Regions from separate parts of the Homo sapiens genome. Here region 2 is linked to region 1. A link is an interaction called in ENCODE POLR2A ChIA-PET data of the cell type or tissue named here. Cell type or tissue: IMR-90. All regions are shown on one strand. Each heading gives the region's core, and the rest is flanking DNA. Links, peaks and the distances in the headings are about the cores only. Region 1 overlaps CLMP (CXADR like cell adhesion molecule). Region 2 overlaps UBASH3B (ubiquitin associated and SH3 domain containing B).

Region 1 (4,395 bases), core at 236-4,235:
TAAATAATTGTATCATTTTGTTTTTATAAGAATAAATAGGCTGGGTGCAGTGGCTCACGCCTGAAATCCCAGCACTTTGGGAGGCCAAGGCGGGGGGTAGATCACCTGAGGTCAGGAGTTCGAAACCAGCCTGGCTGACATGGTGAAACCCTGTCTCTACTAAAAATACAATAATTAGCTGGCCATGGTGGTGCACGCCGGTAATCCCAGCTACTTAGGAAACTGAGGCAGGAGAATCACTTGAACCCGGGACGCGGAGGTTGCAGTGAGCTGAGATCGCGCCATTGCACTCCAGCCTGGGCAACAAGAGCGAAACTCCATCTCAAAAAAAAAAAAAAAAAAAAAAAAGAATAAATAGCAAATTCTGTTGATTAGACTTCCAAAATATAGGCAATATCCATGTACTTGTTTCTATATACATTACTTTCATCCTAGCCTAATCCATCATGATCTCCAGCCTGCACTATTATACGCCTCCTAGCCAATGTCCCTGCTTTCTTTCCTACTTCTCCACTATTTATTTTCCCTAGAGCAGCCATGGTGTACTGTCTCAGATATAATTCAGATTGTGTTACTCTTTTATTGCTCTCACATTAAAATTTTTGCCATGGCCTATGTGGGCTGGTCCTTTCCTGTCTCTGTGACCTCATCTCCCTCTACTCTCCCTTGCTCACTATGCTCCAGACCCACTCACATTAATTGTACTTGCTGTTTTCTGCCTGGAATGCTCTGTTCCTAGATAATCACAAGATCGTCCTTTATATCATATATGCCTCAACTCAAATGTCACCTCCTCAAAGTCTTAATCACCCAAACTTAAGTGGTATCCCTCCATTACCCCTCTAAAATTCACTCATCCAATTTTGCCTTCATGGAATTTATCCATTATCTGAAATTATCTTTATTTACTTGTTTATTATCTGTTTCCCTTCTGGAATGAAAACTCAACAAAAGCAGAAAACTTGCTGGTCTTCAACAGTGCCTATAACTGCCTGGCTCAGGGTAGGCACTGAAATAAATATTTGGTATATGAAAAAGGGTGTATTGCTAAACTACAAATTGTATTTACCTTAACTTCTTAAATTCTAGGATCCAATGTCAAATTCCACAGAGTCTAACATTATAGGTTATATTCCATTTTTAAAAATCAACTTTTATTCTACTCAAAATTTTTTTTTTTTGAGACAGAGTCTTGATGGAGTGCAGTAGCATGATGTCGGCTCACTACAACCTCTGCCTCCCAGGTTCAAGTGATTCTCCTGCCTTAACCTCCCGAGTAGCTGGGATTATAGGCGTGTGCCACCATGCCCAGATAACTTTTGTATTTTTAGTAGAGACGGGGTTTTGCCATGTTGGCCAGGCCGGTCTCGAACTCCTGACCTCAAGTGATCCGCCCACGTCAGCCTCCCAAAGTGCTGGGATTACAGGCCTGAGGCACTGTGCCCAGCCAAAAAAATTTTCTTACATTCCCTTTTATATGACTGGTGGGAGAAGAGAGATGTTAGAGAAAACAGGGAAGTCGGCAGAGCCAGAGGAATGCCCAAATGTTATCCTATTAAGGCAGACAAATCTTCAGACATGCTATGATTTCTCTCCCAGCCCAGTTTTACCATCTGAACCCACCCAGACTTATTCACTAAAACATAACCACTTGGTTGCGCGCGGTGGCTCACTCCTGTAATCCCAGCACTTTGGGAGAACGAGGAGGGCGGATCACGAGGTCAGGAGGTCAAGACCATCCTGGCTAACACGGTGAAACCCCGTCTCTACTAAAAATACAAAAAAACTAGCCGGGCGTGGTGGCGGGCGTCTGTAGTCCCAGCTACTCGGGAGGCTGAGGCAGGAGAATGGCGTGAATCCGGGAGGCGGAGCTTGCAGTGAGCCGAGATCGCGTCACTGCACTCCAGTCTGGGGGACACAGCGAGACTCCCTCTCAAAACAAACAAACAAACAAACAAAAACCCTGGCCACTTGCTGGCGAAGTCTGTGATTCAGTAACTACAACTGCAAATATATCAAGAGGGTTGGTCATACAATAAGAGAGAGTAATGCAGTACTACTCAGGAAGATAGATATAAAGACCTGGAGGTCGGCGCGGTGGCTCCCGCCTGTAATCCCAGCACTTTCGGAGGCTGAGTCTGGTGGATCACCTGAGGTCGGGAGTTTGCGACCAGCCTGACCAACATAGAGAATACCGTTTCTACTAAAAATACAAAATTAGCCGGGCGTGGTGGTGCACGCCTGTGATCCCAGCTACTCAAGAGGTTGAGGCAGGAGAATCACTTGAACCCAGGAGGTGGAGGTTGCGATGAGCCGAGATCATGCCACTGCACCCCAGCCTGGGCAACAAGAGTGAAACTCCGTCTCAAAAAAAAAAAAACAAAACAAACAAACCTGCAAATACTCATTCTGTCCAGAGCTTATGTTTTTTGAGTTAATAACATATTTCCTAGCTTACGTTTGGTTTTACTTGTGCTTTTGCTTCTGAGAAAATAGATGTACAAAGCATCGGCATGGTTGCAGGAGCAGTGACAGGCATAGTGGCTGGAGCCCTGCTGATTTTCCTCTTGGTGTGGCTGCTAATCCGAAGGAAAGACAAAGAAAGATATGAGGAAGAAGAGAGACCTAATGAAATTCGGTAAACCTCCCACATCCCTACTTTTACGGGGCTTCTGTTTTAGGGCCAGCACTATAGTGACCAGCCAACATAAATGTTCCCAGTTTTCTCTTAACCATGAATCTGTTAAAAGGATTATCCTGGTAGGTAGGAAGTTCCAGCCTAGGGACAGAGGGTATGGTTTACCTGGACTTTATTGTGAAACTATCTTATCCTCAACAAACACTTAAAAGTTAAATTAGGCTGGGCGTGGTAGGTCATGCCTGTAATCCCAGCACTTTGGGAGGCCGAGGCGGGAGGATTACTTGAGGCCAGGAGTTTGAAACCAGCCTTGTCAACATAGTTAGACTCCATCTTTACAAAAGAAAAATAAATAAATAAATAACCAGGCATGGTAGCCCATGCCTGTAGTCCCAGCTACTCAGGAGGCTGAGACAGGAGGATGACTTTAGCCCAGGAGTTTAAGACTACAGTGAGCCATGATTGCACCTCTGTACTCCAGCCTGGGTGACAGAGAAAGAGCATGTCTCAAAAAAAAAAAAAAAAAAAGTATGTACATATGTATATACATAAAACAGTTCAATTTACATTACTTCTGATTCACTTCTACCCATAATGGGCATACAATGAAGAATGGACATAGCCTATAGGTCATGAAAGGGTTTATGCAGACAAACCCTAAATCAGGAGGTGTGCTGTCTAGACCATCTCAATGGTAAGGTCCTATCCTCCCAGTATAATAGAGTTGACCTGTGGGCTAACAAAATATACATTTGTGTGAGCCAAGCATTAAGTCTTAAGATACGAGGAAGCACCTATGACCCTAAATGGTTGCCTTCCGATGGTATTATCTGAGGTTCACAGCTTCGGAAACCTCAGAAGGAAGCAATCATACTGGAAGCAATCACAGATCTGCCAGTGTTAATCTTTGCTGTTTTTTCTCTTCAGAGAAGATGCTGAAGCTCCAAAAGCCCGTCTTGTGAAACCCAGCTCCTCTTCCTCAGGCTCTCGGAGCTCACGCTCTGGTTCTTCCTCCACTCGCTCCACAGCAAATAGTGCCTCACGCAGCCAGCGGACACTGTCAACTGACGCAGCACCCCAGCCAGGGCTGGCCACCCAGGCATACAGCCTAGTGGGGCCAGAGGTGAGAGGTTCTGAACCAAAGAAAGTCCACCATGCTAATCTGACCAAAGCAGAAACCACACCCAGCATGATCCCCAGCCAGAGCAGAGCCTTCCAAACGGTCTGAATTACAATGGACTTGACTCCCACGCTTTCCTAGGAGTCAGGGTCTTTGGACTCTTCTCGTCATTGGAGCTCAAGTCACCAGCCACACAACCAGATGAGAGGTCATCTAAGTAGCAGTGAGCATTGCACGGAACAGATTCAGATGAGCATTTTCCTTATACAATACCAAACAAGCAAAAGGATGTAAGCTGATTCATCTGTAAAAAGGCATCTTATTGTGCCTTTAGACCAGAGTAAGGGAAAGCAGGAGTCCAAATCTATTTGTTGACCAGGACCTGTGGTGAGAAGGTTGGGGAAAGGTGAGGTGAATATACCTAAAACTTTTAATGTGGGATATTTTGTATCAGTGCTTTGATTCACAATTTTCAAGAGGAAATGGGATGCTGTTTGTAAATTTTCTATGCATTTCTGCAAACTTATTGGATTATTAGTTATTCAGACAGTCAAGCAGAACCCACAGCCTTATTACACCTGTCTACACCATGTACTGAGCTAACCACTTCTAAGAAACTCCAAAAAAGGAAACATGT
Region 2 (4,395 bases), core at 312-4,311, 270 kb after region 1:
CAGACATTGATAACTGATGATTTGGTTTGATTGTCATTTATTTCTTTTAAATAAACTCCCTCTAAATGCAGGAAGTAAGTATAATGAGAAACCACAGAATGTGGCTCTCCAAATTTCCTCAGTAGCCCTACCTATGTATTTTAAATTATCATAGAAAAACAAACAAAACGACAGCACAAGTAGCAGTGCAGCCATGACTGTCATCATTTATATTAGTTCCCTGACTTACTATACATCCCTGGTATAATTGATGCATTTGTGGATGTTCCATTATGGTTGACACGTACTGTAAGTGTACAACAACCTGACCCTTGGTATGGTTTGCAAACATGTCCATATTGCACAGAATGAACTTCTTGCTGCAAATAATATATCTAACATACATCCTTTCAAAATGTAACATCCTTAACTAGTTAACATAGTCTAGAGTCTAGGGGCAAAGACAAGCAAATATTGATGATTTAGAAATGCAGTAGCACGTTAGGCTACAACATGGTTAATTCCAAGTCACTTCATATTTTGCAAGTTCTTTGCTCCTATGATTGAATACTTCAAACATGTATCTTATCTTTCCTCCTGAGTATCCAAAAGTGCTTTGGAGAGCAAAAGTGCTTTGTCTCCCCATTTCACAGAAGCAAGGAGGGGGGATAGGGCTGTAGCAAGAAGGGCCAGCTGCTCTAGAGAAAATGTGGCAGTACCAGGGTAAATGTTAGCATCCTTAAGCGGGTATCTTCAGCCAGCAACACTGGTGTATGGGGGCTAGTGACGGTAGGATTTCATGTGTAACCTAAGAACAACTCTCTTCAGGGCATGTTTTCTAATAATCTTAAAAGGATTCCTCAGCTTGGCTCTACCTAACTGGAAAATGGAGATAAAAAAAAAAAAATTCCATCCCCAAGCTGTCCTTTCAATGCTCCCCCAGCTGGTCTGGGCACACTCCTTCCTCTTGCACCCCTTAGAGCGGGCCAGCAGCTCCCTCTGGGAGAAATGAGGCCCCTTAGCTGTGCATACCCAGAGGGAACGAAACATTCTCTTCTGTAGCAGGTGCCCCGATTTAGGAAGACAATTCTCCAAAGCCTTGTGAGCTAGGCAAGAGTCCAGAGAGAACACATTTTTTTCCTCTGAATCAAGTCTTTCTCTCATTTACACAGTCTCATCTTAAGAACTTTAAGTGTGAAAGGAAATATGCTAAATTATTCTGAGCTGTCCACTTAGAGTGTGGTGTGGATTTTCCCACTGTTTTTAAACACACAGAAAGACACACTCCAAAAGGCCTTTCCTTCTTGTTCACTGGTGTGGTTTATTCTTGAAGCAAGGTCTCTCTCCAGTTGAAGCCCCCAGTTGGTCCATGGGTAAGAGGAAGGATTGGTGGATCTGTCAGCTGCCATATTCCAGTTTCTCCTAATTCTTCACAGGAACAAAATCCCAGATATGGGATCTGAAGTAAGAGTCGTAAAGAAAGGGGATATTAGGAGATAGGTTTAATGCTTTAACTTTTACCTAAATACAAAGATATTCATGTGGCCCTAGAGAATTGCAGTCAGAAATGGATAGTGGCTTTGTAGAAATGCATTCCCTTCAAAAATCGATAAATAAAATAAAATGGGTAAAACTGGTAACTTAGAAGAGTATTTACATTGCAAGAGGATTCATCAGAAGGATCCATTAAATGGTGACCTCCCCTAAAGTAATTAAGTCATTGTTCATAGATTGCTGCTTAATTGGGTGGCAGAAAAAGAGGACCAAAATACATAAGGCTACAATGCCAGGAGTTAATTCCCAATTGCAAGTCCAGGTAAAAAGGCAGCTCAAGGCCGGGCACAGTGGCTCACGCCTGTAATCCCAGTACTTTGGGAGGCCGAGGCGGGCGGGTCACTTGAGGTCAAGAGTTCGAGACCAGCCTGGCCAACATGGCAAACCTCATCTATACTAAAAATACAAAAAATTAGCTGGGCGTGGTGGCATGTGCCTGTAATCCCAGCTACGTGGGAGGCTGAATCAGGAGAATCGCTTGAATCCAGGAGGCAGAGGTTAAAGTGAACCGAGATTACGCCACTGTGCTCTAGCCTGGGTGACAGAGCAAGGCTCTGTCTCAAAAAAAAAAGAAAAAAGAAAAGAAAAAGTCAGCTCAAACATTTCTGAAATTATACTTGGACCCAATGGAAAATATTTTTCAATTTGAAAAAATTTGTTTCACCCGTTTTTTTTTTCTCCTTACGAGTCTCTGCAACATTCAAAGCTGAAGCTGTGCTCTCCCTCACTTCAGTTGTCACAGCAATTTTAAAACTTATTTTTGTCTGTGTCCAGAGCTGCATTTACAAACAAGACAAAATTCTCTGTCTTCCAGCACTTACAAATGAGGACAGATGCATAAATAAACTTTTCAAAAATGTGAAAAAAGATTGCAATTGAGTTTGAACCAGGTTCTCTGGCGGCAGAGAAAGGAAGTATGTAATTTGCCTGAAGGGAAGTGTGTGGGAGGCAGCTGACCAGAAAACCTCTCCCACAGGCACAGAAAGGAAGACTCCAGATGTGTGGGTCAGCCTCATGGGTTTTCTGTCTTGCTGTCTTGTTCCTGGCTTTGCCTTTTAGCCTCCTCATTTGAAACTGCTGCATGCCTCGGCCTACCTTCAAGGACCTGTGTTTGAGTTAAGCTTTCAGATGCTGTCTTTTGGACTGACCTCTATTGATCCAACCCAAGTTCCCTCAGGGAAATTCAGAGAAGGTCCCTCAGGGAAATCCAGACAATTTGCTTATAATTCCTAGCTGCTTCCTACATTTTAGCTCTTAGAAGCTAGAACTAGCTCTCATACATTGTTTTTCTAACACAAGGCTTAATAAAGTGCCCTGCACAGAGTATCACTCAATACATCTTGGTTGAGTGAAGCAATAAATGAATATTCCCAGCTCAGCATAAACACATGCTTCAAAGAACTTGGTAATCAGCCAGTCACTGTACTGACTTCAAACTACTAGCCATCACGGACCCCAAAGTACGAGAATGAATTACCTTTCGGACCATTTGTACGAAGTCCTTGGAGTTCTGAGGTGACAGGCCCTGAAGTTGGCAGGTACACGCTTCAAGGGAAGATGCGTGGGCCACAATCAGGATGTTATTTCCTGGGGGAAAATGGCAAGGTATGGGAAGACTGTTTCTATAAAGACATGGAAACTTTGCAAATACTGGAAGCTAACTAAATGCTCTGCAGGGGAGCAAACACACTCAAGAAGACAATTTGCCTAAGCAATATTTTGAAAGTGCTTTGTTACTGATAAGGCAGCTTAATCTTTTTAAAGAAAACATTTATCTTAAAATAGTTACAGATTTATGGGGCCGGGTGTGGTGGCTCATCCCTGTAATCCCAGTAATTTTGAGAGAACGAGGAGGGAGGACCACTTGAGTTCAGGAGTTTGAGACCAGCCTGAGCAACATAGTGAGACCCTGTCCCTATAGAAAATTTTTAAAAAATTAGCTGGGTGTGGTGGCCTGTGCCTGCAGTCCCAGCTACTTGGGAGGCTGATGTGGGAGGATCACTTGAGCCCAGGAGATTGAGGCTATAGTGAGCCATGATTGCATCACTGCGCTCCAGCCTGAGTGTCAGGAGCAAGACCCTGTCTCAAAAATAATAATAATAATTATGGATTTATGGGAGGGTTACATACATATACATACATACCGACAAGATCCCATGAACCCTTCATCCCATCCCCCTCCAATGGTAACATCTTACATAACTATGGTACAGTATCAAACCCAGGAAATGGACGCTGGTACAATACACACAGCGTATTCAGATTTTAGCAGGTGTGCAAGAAGTCGTTTGTGCATATGTGACGATACAGTTCATGCAATTCTATCATATGTGTAGCTTTTTGTAACACCATGACAATCAAGATACAGGACTGTTGTGTGTCCATAGGGCTGTCTGTGCAACTCCTTCTAACATAGTTTTAAGTGTTCCCACTATAGAACTATGAGCACTTGAGACTTCCTGGTTGATAGAACATGTTGTGTACCTTTATGGTAGTGAGTGGCTAATCAATGAAAACTGGAAGGTGGGAATCATTCATAATACTGTTGCTCATGGCTGCCTACTGTTTGAATATAAGTATTTTAACTTAAAAAAAGAGATGAAGGGAATGTCCATACTTTTTTTGCAATATGCCTTTTTCACTAAAAAATTGATAGTGAACAGTCTTACATATTAAATATTTGAGCTCAGTGTTTAGAAAATTCAATAGCAAACACACTTGAGCCTTATACAACACTGCTCTTGGTTGGTGATAGCAGGGAAGGTGTATGTGTTTGTGTAGGTGTGCTGTGTGTAGGTGTGCATGCCGCTGCATCAATTATAGGCAAAACAGTGGCATGCTAGAGCTTTTGGAAATTATAAG

The links. Peaks named below come from ENCODE experiments on the same cell type or tissue, not always from the same donor. Only the 100,000 strongest peaks of a DNase experiment are listed, where the experiment ranks them.
Region 2: POLR2A ChIA-PET joins it to region 1 with 8 read pairs; 4 of 35 experiments call an interaction of 5 or more read pairs at or near these places.

What each region holds. Positions count from the first base shown.
Region 1 is chr11:123,072,945-123,077,339 of GRCh38, reverse strand. It overlaps CLMP (CXADR like cell adhesion molecule), which reads left to right. Exons shown (of 7, transcript NM_024769.5): 6 at 2,497-2,638; 7 at 3,566-4,395. The coding sequence ends at 3,866. All of the region lies in intron 1 of LOC124902775 (a long non-coding RNA gene), which reads right to left. Among named protein-coding and RNA genes, the nearest start is that of HSPA8, 13 kb to the right of the region's middle. In IMR-90, for the core only: no CTCF peak of the experiment used is centred there; no DNase peak of the experiment used is centred there.
Region 2 is chr11:122,806,792-122,811,186 of GRCh38, reverse strand. UBASH3B (ubiquitin associated and SH3 domain containing B) reads right to left here. Exons shown (of 14, transcript NM_032873.5): 13 at 3,011-3,120; 14 at 1-1,438. The coding sequence ends at 1,301. Among named protein-coding and RNA genes, the nearest start is that of CRTAM, 30 kb to the left of the region's middle. In IMR-90, for the core only: no CTCF peak of the experiment used is centred there; a DNase peak (open chromatin) is centred at 2,496; H3K27ac peaks cover 447 bases.